Linked DNA regions of Mus musculus: region 2 is linked to region 1. Evidence: chromatin loops called from intact Hi-C (ENCODE). Cell type or tissue: heart. All regions are shown on one strand. Links, peaks and the distances in the headings refer to the core of each region. The heading gives the core; the rest is flanking DNA.

What was found. A loop is a pair of places that touch in the nucleus more often than their neighbours do. Peaks named below come from ENCODE experiments on the same cell type or tissue, not always from the same donor. Only the 100,000 strongest peaks of a DNase experiment are listed, where the experiment ranks them.
Region 2: it touches region 1 in a loop (5-fold over the local background); 2 of 42 quality-filtered maps call a loop at or near these places.

What each region holds. Positions count from the first base shown.
Region 1 is chr11:3,645,510-3,653,840 of GRCm38, forward strand. Morc2a (microrchidia 2A) reads left to right here and starts at 3,928. Exons shown (of 27, transcript NM_001159288.2): 1 at 3,928-4,637; 2 at 4,799-4,938. The coding sequence starts at 4,871. Tug1 (taurine upregulated gene 1) reads right to left here and starts at 3,305. Exons shown (of 4, transcript NR_002321.2): 1 at 3,244-3,305; 2 at 1,048-1,569; 3 at 1-14. In heart, for the core only: a CTCF peak has its summit at 3,547; a DNase peak (open chromatin) is centred at 3,602; H3K4me3 peaks cover 3,397 bases; H3K27ac peaks cover 2,192 bases.
Region 2 is chr11:3,450,504-3,458,834 of GRCm38, forward strand. It overlaps Rnf185 (ring finger protein 185), which reads right to left and starts at 2,453. Exons shown (of 7, transcript NM_001290472.1): 1 at 1,706-2,453. 8430429K09Rik (RIKEN cDNA 8430429K09 gene) reads left to right here and starts at 1,934. Exons shown (of 4, transcript NR_028317.1): 1 at 1,934-2,237. In heart, for the core only: CTCF peaks have their summits at 1,750, 3,241 and 6,041 (motif pointing right); DNase peaks (open chromatin) are centred at 1,878, 2,328 and 6,048; H3K4me3 peaks cover 2,794 bases; H3K27ac peaks cover 2,075 bases.

The DNA of each region.
Region 1 (8,331 bases), core at 164-8,163:
CAGGAGGCACGGGACTAGAAGGGGCAGGGAAAAAACAGGTAAGGTAACAAACACATGGAATTATAAACAGAGGAGTCTAACACTGGGATGGGGGTCTGCTGTCAGCATATCTACTGTGTGATAGGTATTCACAAGCCTGGCTTAGATGGTGATAAGAGAAATTGCTAAAAGAGAGGATTTGCAAAAGAGTAAAAGCTGGATGAACAAATGCAAAAAGTTCCCTGGCAAAGTTAACTGTCTCAGGGATGCAACAAATAGAAAATGCCTTAAGAGTGCTACACCGGGGCATTAATGTGTGCTCATATATATATATCATAATGGGGGTTTCTAGTCCTACAACTATTAGGTTGGACATTATAGTTGGTAGGGAGGAAAAGTTTTCACAATTGGCACACACACAAAAAAATGATATCTAGGTAATATATTAATTTTTCCTTTAACTTTCCTGGTGCCATCTTAATGCTCTTGTCCTTTAAACACTGCCCTAACTTTTACATTAACAAGTTCTATTTTGAGCAAGACAGTATATTGCCTTGGTTGGTCCCCATTCTCAACTATAACAATTTGATTCAGTTTCTTTTTAGGTCATACGGTTTCCTAGTTTTTTTTTTTTTTTTTTAAATCTAGGATTAAGAAAACATGAAATCTAATCAACTCATATATCTAGAGTAATGTTAATTATAATGTAGCAATTATACATACACTGAGGATTAAGGGTCCCTGCTTTTCAAAAGGCTTCACTAGAAATGATGGTATTTTTGGGCAAAGATACATAAAACCAAGACTCTTTCAGTGTTTGCTATATGGAAAACAAACAAACAAATAACCAAATGCATGTGATGAACCAGACTCTGCATATAAGAGATTAAAGTTATCCTAAAGATGTTCTTTTTAATATTAAGAGAGTTACAGGGTTAGAGAGCATCTTAGTTTTATGAAATTGCAGAGATCTGCCAGGTGAAGAATCACAGAAGTGCATTTCCAGGGTAGAGAGTATGAATAGCAAAAGTGCAGAAATGAAAAGGCATTTTGGAAAATGGCAAGTACCGTAGTTCACTTTGGATGGAGTGTTGTCAGTTTGCACTGAGGTTCTGGACAGAAACTTGGATCTTCAAGTTCCCAGTGACAGTGCTGGTGGCAGTGCTTGGTGAGTCGTGTCTCTCTTTTCTCACGGCAAGATCAACAGTTCCAAAATTGAATACAAAACGTCCACCTCCAGAGTTCCTGTCATATCTTGACAAGCTCTTCTGGGTCACAGGTCCAGTTCTTGAAAATCTGGGAGCCTGGAGTCCATGGTGGCAGCTACACTGAAAATGGAATCCACTCCAACTACTGCATGTACTTTATGAACCTCCAATCCTGGACATCTGTGTTTTGTCATGGAATTTCAAGCTTTTAAGTTCCAGTTGATTTTATTTTTTCTCCTTCTCCAGAGGAAAGCCTTTTAACACCACAGTCTTAAAGAGTCTTTTGAGGTACATCCAGATTTAATTACAAAAGAGCTAAGACCAACAGAGTTTTTCTTCAAAACAGTCATTTCTCTTGAAAGGAAACCATTTGTCTCTGGCCCTTTGGTAAAGGGAATAAGTCAACTTATTTTTTTAGACATTTGAATAAAATATCAGAATTGGTAACATCTAATCATACAAAATACACTTAAATATGTTTGTGTTCACTTGCTTAGAGAGCTGTACCACTTAATAAGCACCACTCCACAAAACAAAAATGTTTGAAACCCAACTGTTCAAACATTTTAATAGTGTTTGCTGGATAATGGCCTGGAATTTGATAAAAGCAGCTGACAATAAACAAACAAACAAACGGCATTTTGGCCATTCAGTCTCACATTTGCAAGCAATTAGAATACAAGGCTGGTTAGGAAAAAGTTAAGCTTCAAAATGATTCCAAATATCTGATTTTGTGTCCCAGCCAGAGTCCAACAAAGTTTTTTCAAAAACTTTAGCCTTCAATTTAAAAAACAAAACAAAAAACCCCCCCAAAAAAAAAAAAAAAAAAAAAAAAAAAAAAACCCCAAACATTTTCAGGAATCCAACGCCTGGTTCAGTCTGTTCCAAGTAGCCCTCTTGCTAAAAATCCATGTGCACTATTAACTGGTTTTGGCAGCACCATTTAAAAATAATCCTGTTCACTATCAACCACGAAAACCAGGGATATAAAATAGGAGCAAATAATGGGTGTCAATCATGGTTGTAAAAAAATAGTTAACGAGAGAAAAGTAGTCAGGCACCAGTACGAGCAGCAGAAAACAATCGCTGGGCCAGAGATTACACTTCTTGTTACTCGAGGACACATTCACTCCTAATTGTAGCTGCTTTCTAGTGGGTGCCATTGTACCATAGGCATCAGCCACCCTTCAGGCACCCTATGGTGAAAGGAAAGGGCTTTGACTAAAAGCCAAGCAGTGAAGTGATGGTACCTGAAACAGCCATTATGCAGTAAGAAGCAGCTCACATATACCAGGGACTCAAATGGGGGCTTCATATTGGTTGTGAAGGGTCCCAGATGACATGTAGGCCTCAGTTTCCTCCCGGTGGCAAAAACTGTTCTAAACTCTTCTGGGTCATAGCCCCCTTTGAAAACTCGCTACTGAAGGATCTACTCATCCCCCTAGAAAACACTTTCCCACGTGTTTCTGTACAGAAGAAGTTCAGGGAACCTTCCCATCTCCAACTCCAATAAAAGGTTCCCGAATTTAATTTCAGGGAATGAGCAATTGTTATGACTTCTTGCAACTCAAAGGAAAAAAAAACAATAATCATCTTTCTGTAAACCGACACTTTTGAAGAGAGCTTCCAATTCCATACACACACTGATAGGCAGAGGAGGAAACTGAGGCGCAGACAGATTACAGAGTGACTTGCCTAAGGTCACTCGGCCAGCGAGTGGCTAGGCCCGGAAGCAAACCCAGATCTTCCGACTCCGGAGCTCGAATCCCCACCCCGGAGCTGCCGCCAGCGCTCTCGCTCCCCACTAAGGTGGCATAAGTAGGAAAAGGCAAAGGAGGAAGCCCACCACCAACCATCCTCCAGCTCCCTCTTGACCCTCCAACTGGGTCCTAGCAGGCCCCGAGGGGTGGCGCCAGGCCTCCAGGCCAGCCCCGGCCACCCCAGCTTCCCCCGCCGCCTCCCCGGGAGCGGGGCGGAGTTGCCCGCCGCCGCCAACCACCCGGACGACCCCTCGTCGGATCGCAAAAGCATAGGCCGCCGCCCGAGTTCTGCGTACGAGAAGAAAGACGCGGCGCGAGCGCCAACGGCCACCGGGCGCGCGCCGCGGCGGCCGGGCCTGCGCCCCAAGAGCTGGATGCCAGAGCAGGAGAAAGAGCCGCCAACCGATCGCTCGATCGACCGCACGCCCGCTCCTTCGCCCTACCAGACCGGGGAGGGGGGGAGGGCGCGCCAGGGCTTCTTCGAGTTAGGGGCCTGACTCCCCGGCGACAAGACAAGATGGCTCCTCCGCTCTGCTCTGCAGCTACCGTCCCGGCTGCGTCTCTCGGCCCGCCCCCGGTACTGTTCCTTTAAATGGCCGAGAGGGGTCAGGAAAGCAGGAAGAGAGGCGCGCGCCCTCACGTGATGGGGGCGGACCGGCCAAACAAGATCCGGTCACGTGGACCGACGTCGCTCGCCAATCAGAAGGTGGAGTCTCAGGGCGGGGGCGGGAAGACTTCGAGCTCTGTGATTGGCCGAAGGTGCGCTGGAGGCCTCGGCGGCCGGGCCGTCGGGAGTGAGCGAGGTGATTCGCGCTGCGTGCGCTTACGGAGACAAAGCGGTGGCTGAGGTAGCGGTGGCGCGGGCAGCACCGGCCGCAAAGCCGTACTGAACGCTGAATCTCGTGACGCCCAGCCTGTCATCGTCTGTTGAGGCGCGGCGTGTCGTGTCGTGTCGCGGCGCGGGCGGGCGGCGGCGGCGGCGGCGGCAGCGGCAGCGGAGGCAGCACATGGTTCCAAGAGCGCGCTGCGGTGGTTGAGTTCCAATTCCACGGGGAGGGACAAAGGCATCTGCGAGCTGCAGGCAACGCCCGATCGGATCTGGTGGTGCACTCGCCACTTTCCTCTGTTCTCCCAGGCTCTGGGACTAACTCCTGTCTGTCGGTAGCGAGGAGGTGGCCACAGGACCCAGGCCTGGGAAGGCCCGAGGGCCCGAGGCCATCTTCTGAAGGGTGTGGGGGAAGGGCGCACCTGAGGTGATTCGGGAGGGTAGGTTGTGAGGTGTTTCTGTGGGCCACTGTGAGTAATTTCACCCACAACCTGTGGTGATTGTGGCATAATAGCAAGCTGTGTTTGGGCGGGGTTTGGGAAAAGAAATCTGTCAGTCAGCACCAAGGACCTTTCTGTTGGAAAGCGGTGAAGCCAGAAGTAGCCTCCACTCCACTGCACTGTCCAGTAGAGCACTCTTTTGAGGAGCCTGGTGTCTTCGGTGGTGACAAAGTCTTCGGTGGTAATGAAGTAGGTGAACCGTCAGAAGTAGGTCAATTTCCTGAATTTAGGAGAACAGAAAAGGACTTGAACGTGAAGTTGAAGCTGTAAACCTCCAAGTTTGAAGACCATTCAGAACCGTTCACTTTTGATGTGCGTCGGAATTGTGTGAAGAAAGCTTGACCCCCCGGAGCACTTAAGGACAGTAGGTTTCGAATATAGTTCTTTCCAAAGTATTACATCAGAGTCATTGAAATACTTAAATCACTCGCAGTTTTAAATATCTGCCTGTATTTTGAATAGATACTAGGGAAATTTTTTTTTTATGTGTCACTAAGAAGCACAAATTTACCCTTTACTGATCAGAATCCTGGGGAAATCGATTTCACTATATGTACTTTCCTGTTAACCGGCAAAGACTGAAGACTCATTGCTGTCATGGCCTTCACCAATTACAGCAGTCTCAACCGAGCTCAACTAACCTTTGAATATCTCCACACAAATTCGTAAGTATCTTGTTAGGTGCCACTGAGGTAACCAGTAACTCCTCCTTGATGTTAATATGGAAATCCTTTCTCCAGAAAATTTTGCTTTTTTATTCTTTGGCTTGTGTCATTGGAGTAAGATGTATCACTGGATGTCTTGAGCTCTGTATTGAAGAACTGAGATCAGTGAATTATTTGTTGGTAATCTAGAAGAAAATGATTTCACTTACTGGATCAAAAATTTCAAAATACAAACTTTATATCATATTGAGTTGTTTCATCCAAGTGTTTAATAGGAATCCAGCAAAACTGCTCTTTGGATCATCAAAATTTGGACCATCTAGTATCAACTGTTGCACATCTTTAGTAACATCCTAGACAATTGGGTTTATAACAAGTGTTTCTAACAACAGCAACAACCACAAGATGATGATGACAAAAATGACCAACTTGGAAGAAGAAAGCATTTGTTAATTTTCAGCAAACAATTGGTTTTGTCATTTTGGCAAATTGGCTGTAAATCCAATGTAGTTTATATATGCTAAGGAAGAGTGGAAGTTTCTTTAAAGGCCTTGATTTAGGTAGTCTTTTTCCAAAGTATGTGAAATCACAGAAGGATGCTGTGTTCATGGTCTTGAGTAAGTGAAGAGATTAACATCATTACCATTTGGTATGGAATATTTTAGGGTTTGTGTATTTGTTTAGTTAATTAGTTTGGAAACAGGGTCTTTCTACCTAGCCCAGCCAGGCCTGAACCAGACCAGGCTAGTCTGGAACTCAGAGATCTGCCTGCCTCTGCCTCCTAAGTGCTAGAATTATAGGTGTGTGCCACCAAGCCCTTCATTAGGTTATCTTGCCAAAATCTAATCTTTCCATTCACCTCCTAAATGCTGGGATTATAGGTGTATGCTACCAAGCCCTTCATTAAGTTATCTTGTCGGAGTCTAATCTTTCAGTTCACCTGTTACTTTTGGGTTCAAGGTAAGTATTAGAGTATTTGGATAAGGAGGTAAAGAAAACCTAGATGAATAAATGGTCCAGTTAGAAAAAACATCTGCAGAGTAGAGACCATAGACTTCAGGTATCTCATAATAGTACAGTAATTTTCTAGTCTTTTGTGATTCCATGATACTTAAAAAAAACTTTTGAATAGTAAATTTTTCTGAGCAGTGATTTGTTCAATGCCAAGAGGTTTAATTTTGCATTATTTAGGAAGGTTTTTGGTTTGTTTGTTTCTTCCTTCCTTTCTTTTAATTGAGGTAGATCACAGAGAGAGATGGTACCACAGAGATTACCTTGGATACAGATTATGAATCTGGAACCTAGGTCACTGATCAAAGATGCTAGCACAGCCTTTGGCCACACTTTCGATATTCTTTATATTTGAGCTACATATTAAGAATAAGCAGATGAAGAGACTTAAATGTTCATGGCTGCGTGTGTTCTATAAAGGGGTCAGATTTGAATTTTGACCTGGCAGAGCAAATTTGGAATTATAAATATACTGAAACTTGGATGACCCTGAACTGGCCTTCAAAAATCTGTCTTGTTCCAGCATCACTATAGACTTTGTGCAATAACAGTAATATCAGCAATTCATTGCTTCCACTACTTACTGTTTTAAATATAAAGTAATTTCTAAGACAAATCTATAGGTTTAGAATTATTCTTGTCTTGCATTTGAGAAACCCGAGGCTCAAAGAAATTAAAGGCTTACAGAGAGGCAGCTGGAGAGGCAAGTTAAAGGTATCCAGATTTAAGACAGTATGAAGCATTTGGCTACAGTGCTTAATTTTAACCTACTATTGACCATTACTTTGAAGGTTTTGTTTTTCTGTCTGTAAGGCAGAGAATTTAACTTCCTGATTTATTATTTTGGTTTATTTTATTAAACTTCTAAGTATAATTTCTCCCTTTGTTATTGTACACATTATTAACAGTTTATGAACATTGCCAAAGCAAGGAAGTAAACTGAGTTACTTGAATAAAGTGATGTTGGAAAATTTTCTGTGAATTTTATCCATGTTGAATTGAAATTAGTGCTTGCTTCAACATAGAAGGATTGGCATATCATTTTGGAAATTTTGGAATTTCTTACCTGGACCACAAATTTGAATTTTGAAATATTTCTACTATGAATGTGTCTTGTTTTACTTGAAGAAAACACTAACTGTACAACACCACAATGAGGGTGTTTTTCTTTTAGTCAGAGCTTAACTGTAGCCCAGGCTGGCTTTGAACCTCATACCCTCAACCTCTTAAGTGCTGGGATTTCTGGTGTGGGCCATTGTTAAGTTTTTTTTTTGTTTTTTTTTTTGTTTTTTTTGTTGTTGTTGTTTTTGTCATTATGACTTGATGGGAAGTTCATTCTTAGAGAAAAATAAAACTTTTTATATGTTGTAATAGTAGAATAGTAGAATGGGTCAACAAATCAACTCCAGAGAAGGAAAGATTGATCTTACCGTACCTCCTTTGTTCTGTTAAAATCTTAAAAATGCCAATTCCAGATGTTACAATATTAGCCATATTTTGAATCGTGAAATTAACAGTATTTTATTTATTTTTCTTTTTATGTAGACTTGCAAGCAGAGCCCAAGCTACAGTGTAGAAATTTTTGTGGTTTTGTGAGAAGCCTATGCTTAGAAACCTCAAAACTCAAAAAAAAATTTTTTTTGAATGCTGCTTTTCCATACATATGCACAGGGTAGCTTTTTTTGAGCCTGCCTGCCTTCCTTTCTTTCTTTCTTTCTTTCTTTCTTTCTTTCTTTCTTTCTTTCTTTCTTTCTTTCTTTCTTTCTTTCTTTCTTTCTTTCTTTTTTTCTGAGACAGGGTTTCTCTGTATAGCCCTGGCTGTCCTGGAACTCACTTTGTAGACCAGGCTGATCTCGAACTCAAAAATCCACCTGCCTCTGCCTCCCAAGTGCTGGGATTGCCACCACACCCGGCAAGCCTCTGTTTCTTCTTTCGTAAGATGGAGCTAATATGTTAGTGTTTGAAGATTACACCATATAAAAATCAAATGGTATTCATTATTTTCTTTATATTGTTTATGTAATATAGCCTGTCATTGGTGTTAGACATTAGATAGGTTATTAAAATATTTTTTATTTTATGTGGATGTTTATCTCTATGTATGAATATGTACCACATTCATGCCTAATACCTACAGAGTTCAGAAGAGAACATCGGGTCCCGTAGAGCTGGAGTTAGGGATGTTTGTGAGCCACCATGTAGGAACTGGGAACTGAAGGAACTGGGAACTGAACCTGAGTCCTCTATAAGAGCAGTATGTATTCTAAAGTACTGAGCCATGCTCGCTTCGGCAGCACATATACTAAAGTACTGAGCCATCTCTAGTACCTAAGCAGATACATTCAGAAGTATGTGTTGGGGAGAGTAAACAGGTTTCAGTTT
Region 2 (8,331 bases), core at 99-8,098, 200 kb before region 1:
TAATCAGAGCCCACTGGCAAGCAAAGCCTTGGGCAAAACAAGCAATCCCAGCATTTGGGAGGCTAAGGCAGGGGGACCAGTTTGAAGTCACCCTGGGCTACATAATAATACTCTGGAAAAGGAAGAGAGGGATGGAGGCAGAGAGGAAGAGAGCAGAGATAGACAGAGAAAAAGACAGAGAGACACAGATAAGACAGACAGAGACTGACTTTCTAAATTGTTCTCAGCCTGAGCTGAATGTCAGAGTGAGACCCCGACTTAAAATAAATTTTAAAAACTTAAATGTAAAACAAAAATTACTAACTGACCAATGTATTAATTTTAGTTAATTAATTTTTATTTCCTGTTTATTAATACAACATATACTTTGGATAATTTTTATCAGATAATGGATCATTCCAAAAAGGATGATGAAAAGAAGGATGACAAATGTGACAACCAGTAAAAGATTACATAAGATCAAGTGTGCTGGCCTTATTGATAGGAGATATAAACTAGGGAGGAGAGTCCAGAAGGGAAGACAAAGAAATGTCACATTCTGTAGGCATAATGGTACTAAGTAACGAGTGATCCTGGCACTCTTTAAGACTGAAACAGCAGGATCCGGGTTCAAGGCCAACTACAAAAGGAGCTTGAGGACAGCCTGAGATCCCTGAGACCCTGTCTCAGACCACAAAAGAAGTATCACATACACTCTGAAGACAGAGTTATCAGTGGAGAGGTAAGAGTCACAATAAATACTAATACGAGCCTTTTAAATTGGAAAGGGCCGCCTCCTGTATACTTCCTTTCCCAAGGAGACAGTCAATCCCCATCAGTCGTCACCTCTGATAATTCTTCCGTTAAATTCTTAATAGTAAGTACACATGTGTCTTCCCCCTAGAACCTACCTATTAATCGTAGCTGTACCTCTTTCAGCTACAAAGATCAAGCAGGAGGCCTCTTTGCCATAACTCCCCCACCCAACCCCCACCCCCACCCCGCGCCAGCTTTTAAAGATAGTTAGTTATTCTCCTCCGGCGTTCTTTCCTAAGCTAGAAGTTTCATAGAATCGAGCCGGCTCCAGCTGCCTCGAATCGAGTACCGCATTCACAGCGGGACCGCACTTCGGATGAGCAGGCTTCAAACACGAGTAGGACTCCAGAGGAGAACGTTCAAAATAAGGTTTCCTAGGATCCAGACCCAGATTCGAAACAAGCTGTGGGAAAAGCCCAGGGCTGGAGAGCCGGCATCCCGGAGGGTTTCGGAGCAGGTGCTGTGGAGGCCCACGCTTTTGAGACAGCTGTGCCCGGTTGTACAGCTGTGGGAACTAGGTTCAGGGAGGTCAAAGACTTGGCCTCGAACGCACAGTGAGCTGCAGGCAGCGAACTCAAGTCCAGGTCTCCTACGCTTCACCCCAAATCTGTTCACCGCATTCCTCATCTTTCCACTCCACCAAATCGCCACCCACGAGAGAGGCGGTCCCGCCCCCGAGGCTACGGGAGTCAGGACGAGCCCCGTCTGGAAGGGGAGCTTGTGCGCACCCTTCTTTCCCTTTTCTGGGGCCTTAGTTTGCCCAATCTGTACCCACGGATGCCAGTCTGACCTTCCTTCTGGGACCTGGACAGAGCCAGACTGGATGACTCCTGGCCCTTGGCTTCAGATCCCTGAGCCTGGGAAGGGGGTCCCATGCCTCCCGGGCCCGCCGTCCCAGCTCGTCACCTACCTGCCGCCGCGGTAGAGCGAGCGCCAGCGACGCCAGCTGTCCGTTCCCCCGTCCCGGAGTAGCCGAGCCAGTCTTAGAGACGCGTCAGTCAGAAAGATTGAACCTCCGACCCCTCCTACCGGGAACTTGGTCACCTGACGCGGAGCCGCCTCTAGTAGAACAACTTCCGGTTCCAGCCGGAAAAGGCTGGTGTGCAGCGCTGCTCTCCGGCCCAGGCGCCCGGCTGGTAAGTTCCGCCCCGGGACAGGAAGGGGAGGGCGTCTGGTCTTTCCGTAGGGTTTCCTAGCGCTGGAAGAGGAGGGAAGGCAGCTCGGTGGATGGGCGAGCTCGCCTCGCCCGCGTGAAGACGTGGGAATAAATATGTGCGTACCCGCCAGCTAATCATAGCATTCATTCGGGTGATGGGTCAGAACTTCAATGTCGTTTTCGAAGCAGGCTTGGGATACATGGGACCGTGTCGCAAAAATAATGGGCGGATGAAAAAGCCAGTTCTAGAAATACCAGTTTGGAATGCCTTGTACAAGAAAGTAAGGTCAGTGGTTGTTCTGTTTTATAAAGAAGAAGAACAGGAGGAGGAGGCATGGGAAGTGGAGTAGGAAAGGGAGTAGAGAATGAGGAGAAGGGAGAGAGGCCGGCCAGGAACGCGTGAAGAGAGAGGGCGGAGGGGGAAGGGGGCAAAGAGTAAGGGAGAGGAGGGGGCGAACAGCCCCTTTTATAGTAAGCCGGGCATACCTCGCTGTTGCCAGGTAACTGTGGGGCGGAGCCTAGAAGGAATGCTAACAGTGGTGATGGATGAGAATGTGCAAAACGACCCAGGAGCTCTCTTGAAGACTCTACTAGCCAAATCTGTGAAATTTCAGTATCAAAATAATAAAGGTAATAAGAGTATAACTAATTGGAGCCCATGAGATGGTTCAGAGGTAAAGATGTTTGCTGCCAAGCCTGTCAACTCTAGTTCAGTCCCCAGAAACCCAGCGGTGGAAGGAAAGGAGTCTGGCAAGTTGTCATCAGACCTTCACATGTATACAGAGACACTTAATAAATACATGGTAATTTATTTTAAAACTAATTAGATGAACTTGTAACCAATGAGGGATTGTTTTTTTTTTACAGTAGCAAGTGCATTTATTATATTTAAAAATAACTAGAAAAATTGGTGTTTTAGCTTTCCATATATAAAAACATGTGAGTCCAGTGCAACAGTGCTCAGTGCAGGTGAGTGATTTTGCTGTGCAGCTCCTACAAAGCTGCATAGCTGTGCTGTTGCAGGGGTGGGGGGAGTGGGGGGTGGAGAGCCGGCACACCTCATTCTGTAGAACAAGAAGGGACTTCCGTCCTGCCTCGGACAAGCAGTAGCAGTAGCATTCCTGTGTGTAAGCTGAGGTAGGGCTGGCACACCGGCCTTGTATCCTGTACTGGATGGCTTTCAGCTTCTGCTTGCCAGTGTGAAAGCCCAAACGCCAGATGGCAGGTGAGCCTGCATCCTCTCCCCAGAGTCCTTGACCTTATCAATCTCTAGCTCCACCTGTGGGGGACCTGAGGGATCGGTCAGAATACTCCTCCTCCTTCTGTTCCTGGAAAAAGTAAGATTCTTTGGGGGGTTCTTAGTATCATTAATACAAGAATTTAGAAGAGACTCAAAGGAAGCTCAGGACAACTTTATTAGAGTTTGAAAAAAGCAATCAAGGCTAGTTGAAAACTCTAACAGCTGCCAGAAGATGGAGAAAAGGTCACACCTTTTAAACTAGGCATGGAATAAAATTAGACAACTTATCAAGAAATGGAAAAGGACAGGTGGTATTGGCGGTGCACACCTTTGATCCCAGCACTTGGGAGGCAGAGGCAGGCAGATCTTTGTGAGTTCCAGGACAGCCTGATCTTCAAAGCAAGTTCAGGACAGCCAGGGCTACACAGAGAAACCCAGCTCAAAAAAACAAAAACAAAAAACAGAGAGTAGGAGGAAGGGAGGGAGAGAGAGGGAGAGAAGAGAGGAAGGAAGGGAGGGAGGTGAAAACGGGCTGGAGAGATGGTTCAGCTGTGAAGACGGGGAACCAGAGGACCCAGGTTTGATTCCAAGGAACCACACACATAGTGATTCACAACCTTACCTAACTCCAGTTTCATGGGATCTGATACCCTTTTCTGGCCTCCCTGGGTGCTGCATGAACATGTGAGTATATATGCTTCTAGACAAAACATTCATACATATAAAAAAACAAAACTACCCAAGAATGGAAGTGGGCTAGTAAGCTGAGCAAAGTCCCTAAAAAGTATCCACCATACTGGTGCATGGTCTCTTACAGCCCTTTCTCTACAAACTGACTTCCTGTCCATGTTAATCTTGATGTATCTTTTGTTGTTGCTATTGTTGTTATCTCCTGTTACATTGGATCCCAGTACAGTTTACCAGGCTGAGTCAGGACAAGACCTGAGTCCCTACCTTGTCCCTGGGGAGCTGTGCTAGCCAAAGGCAAAGCACAGTGGACTGGCTTGCTGGAGGTCCTGGGGACTCCTCAGTACCCTCTGGGGACTTCTGGCCATTCTAATCACCGAGGGACCAAAGGCAGTTAGAGTCCTGAAGCCCCTTCAGATGACTTGGGGTCGTGCTTACACTGCCAGCAGTTCCAGCTGCTAGGACCTATATCCTGATTTCCACCCGCTGACAACACAAGCTTCAGTATGTGAGTCTCTAAGTACTGTGGCCTGGCCCTCAAAAGTCCTGTCTCTGAGGGTGTAGCAAGGAGGAAGCCTTTTGCTCTGTTCTGGAATTTTTTTTTTTTTAATTTATTATATGTAAGTACACTGTAGCTGTTCTCAGATACTCCAGAAGAGGGAGTCAGGTTTCGTTACAGATGGTTGTGAGCCACCATGTGGTTGCTGGGATTTGAACTCGGGACCGTTGAGCTATCTGGCCCCTGTTCTGGAATCCTATTCTGAGCCTATTCCTGATCTGTGCTTTCTGAAATGACGTCATCACGCGAGCAGACAGCGCGGCTCCAGCTTCACATCTGTACAGTGGTTTATTTTCTCCAGCTGTCCATCCAGTCTGGAGGTCCCTTTCCCTGGAACGCGGGCTCACGAAGGCTGCTCAGTCTTCTCAGATGCATGTGGAAGTCTCTCATCCCAGATGCCACCCTAACATCACCACATAGCACCGCCGGCTTCTCCACCAAAAATCTTGTGTTTGAAGGTCACTTTTCCCTATGATGTCATAGTAACAGCCTGGAGAGAGGTGTCCCTCCGTGTATAGCTGACTCACTGGGCTTTCTCCCCTGTGCCTCCCTTATATGTTGCCATCCATCCAGATTCTTGGCACAGAATGTTAGGGACAAGCAGTCCTAAGTACTGCCATTTTGTTTTCAGATTCCATTTAATCATAGGGGAAACTATGGGAACTGGCGACTTCCCAACAGCTGAACAGCCTCTGTTAGAAGACAGTTGTCTGAGTCCAGCCATCTCAGAGACAACTTGTAAGGATACAGTTGCTTGAGTCCAGCCATCACAAGGACAGCTTCTCCATCTGGCTGGCAGAGTCAACTAAGTTCATATTCCCAGGCCTAGGAGCCAACTCCCATCCTGATTGCAGGAAGCTCCCTTGCTCAACCCCTTATGTCAAAATATAATTAGACAGTGCTCCAGCCCACCCTGCCCCTGTCATGTTATGCTTCCATCCTTTAAATATGCTGTACAACTTTCCTTCAAGGTCACAGTTCAGCTCCCAAGTCTGGTCTGTGGCCCTAATGGGTCAGTAGTGGCTTGATTACACTAAATTTGTGTCATCTGTACTGACTCGGTATTGAGTTATGTTGGATCTAAGCGGATCCCACAACAATATGAACAACGGTGGCCATTATTTTGTGCAGAGACAAATCTGTTCCTACCCACATAAATTCCTGGCTCTGCTATGGCAAAGTCCATTGCTGGTATCTTGGGAGGTTCATATTCTTTCTTTCTCTCTCTCTCTCTCTCTCTCTCTCTCTCTCTCTCTCTCTCTCTCTCTCTCTCTCTCTCTCTCTCCCACTACTCCCTACAATCCTCCCCCCACCACACTTCTTAAATTTTATCTTATGCCAAGCTGTGGGGCACACCTTTAATCTCAGCACTTCAGAGACAGAGGCAGGCAGGTCACTAAGTTTGAGTCCAGCCTGGTCTACAGAGCAAGTTCCAGGGTAGTCAGGGCTATACAAAGAAACCGTGTCTCAAAAAAAAAAAAAAAAAAAAAAAAAGCCAAACAAAACAAAAACCCAAAACAGCAACAAGAATTATACTGGTATGAGCATTTGCCTGCATGTTTAGTATGCATCACTTACATGCAGTATCCATGGAGGCCAGCAGAGGGCAGAAGATCCCCTGGGCCTGGATTACACATGGCTGTGAGTTGCCATGTGAGTGATGGAAATTGAACCCAATTCTGGGAGAAAAGGAGTGCTCTAAACTACTGAGCACCACACTCTCCTGCTTCAGGATACTCCCTCCTCTCCCAGATGCTGTGCTTGGCTCATCAGCTGCATCTTCTTTAAGACAGTAAATCTCTGAACTTTTTTTTTTTGGCAGGGAGGGCAGGATAGAAGAGAACAGCTCACCTTCCAGCCGCCAGGAACCAGCAAGAGAATCCATGAGTTTTTAGTGACATAGAGAAGCAAACAAAGGGGCCAGGGAAATGGCTCATCAATGGTGACTTCAGTCTTCAGTGGCTCTTGCTTGTAGTGCTAGGACTAGGGAAAGCAGAGAAAGGCTGATCCCCGAGTCTGCTGGCTAGCTGCTGTGAGGGCCCTGATGAAGAATAATGAAGGGCTGGTGGGATGGCTCAGCCAGCAAAGGCACTCGCTAAACAAGCCCATCGAGCTGACCTTGATGCCTGGCACTCATAATGGAAGGAGAGAAGTGACCTCTAAAAATCATCCCCTGAGCTGGCCAGTGGTGGTGCACACCTTAGATCCCAGCACTCGGAAGGCAGAGACAGGAGGATCTCTGTGAGTTCAAGGCCAGCCTGATCTACAGAGCCAGTTCCAGGACAGCCAGGGACTACACAGAGAAACTTTCCTGTCTCGAAAAACTACTAATAGTAATGCTGATGACTCCTCTAAAGAAACCCTAGTTCAATCTCTGCCTATATGAACACATGTGCTAGTGCATGTGCAGCCACACCCCGTGTTCATATATATACACACACAGAGAAAGATAGACAGACCATGATGGCCATAATCCCAGGACTTGGAAGGCTGAGGCAAGAGAACTACGAATTCAAGGCCAGCTGGGCTACAGATACTGCCTCAAAAGCTGGCTCAAGGGTTGAAAGCACTGCTTGCCCTTCCATGGGGCCTGGGTTCACCTCTCAGCATGCACATGGCAGTTCACAACCATGTGTAACTCCAGTTCCAAGGAATCTGATGCCTGCTTCAGGCTTCCATGGGCACCAGGCATGCACATGGTGCACAGCACACAGGTAGACAAAATACTTATATACACAAAAACAAGCAAAGCACACACAGGAAAGAAAGAAAAGAATAAACAAGGAGAAGAGAAACTTGCAGCCTCTCCTTTTATTAGAACGGCAAGTAGTAAATAGGATTTGGAAGGTCAGGAGTGAGGAAACGAAACAGGATACTTACACAGATGTGCCTCTCACCAATTAGTCACCACAATGCAAAACTCGTACTGTTATAATCTCTTGGTCCAGAAGAACAAATTAATCAAGGCAACCAATGTCAACATCTCCTCAATGGGTCATGCAGCGATCACAAGCCTCCTGATAAGATACAATGAGCAGGGCACACATCACTTCTGTGTGATTGCTGTGTCATTAAGTGACAGAGCTCTTCCGTAGCACTCCTGAAGTTCTGAGGCTCATCCTCTATACCACCATCACCACCACCACCCCCAAAAAACCAAAGTGCATAGCCAAATCTCAGAAGAAAACATTGGATCAACTACTACAAAATAGCTATCCAAGTGCTGAAAAAGCAGGGACTAAAGGAGACTAAAGGAACATGGCCACAAGATGTTCATGGTTTAAAGTTGCATCCTGAGCTGAGGAATGCAGAAGAGCTTTAATGAACAGTACTGAGACTAATAATAGCATTTACATATGGACGGAAGTTTAATGTTAATAAATACTGTTTCACATGGCATATATAAGGACTGTAGCTTTACTTGGCATTCAGGTTGTTTTCCCAATAGCATCTTCAGCTTATTCAACAAGTGCTTGGTAAACTGATTGCTAATGGTTGGGCCTGAGTGTGAAGGGAAAAAATAAAGTAGATAAAAGATGCTGCAAAACAAAGTGACATGGACTCGAGGACAGGCTCAAATAAAACATTAACCTGGACTTCCCAGGCACTCACAGGTGGACCTTAGCACAGCCAACACCAGGAAGGGAGTGCCACTCATGGGACCCAACATAGAGGCAGCACCGCCTGCCAAGCCCGAGCAAACTCCTGTGGTTCTCAACCTGTGGGTCGCGACCCATGTCTGCGTCAGTTGACCCTTTCACAGGGGTCACCCAAGATCATAGGGAAGCACAATTACATGACAGTTCATAGCAGCGAAACTACGGTTGTGAAGCAGGAAAAAAATAATTTTATTGCTGGGAGTCACTACAACATAAAGGGGTTTTCAGCATTAGG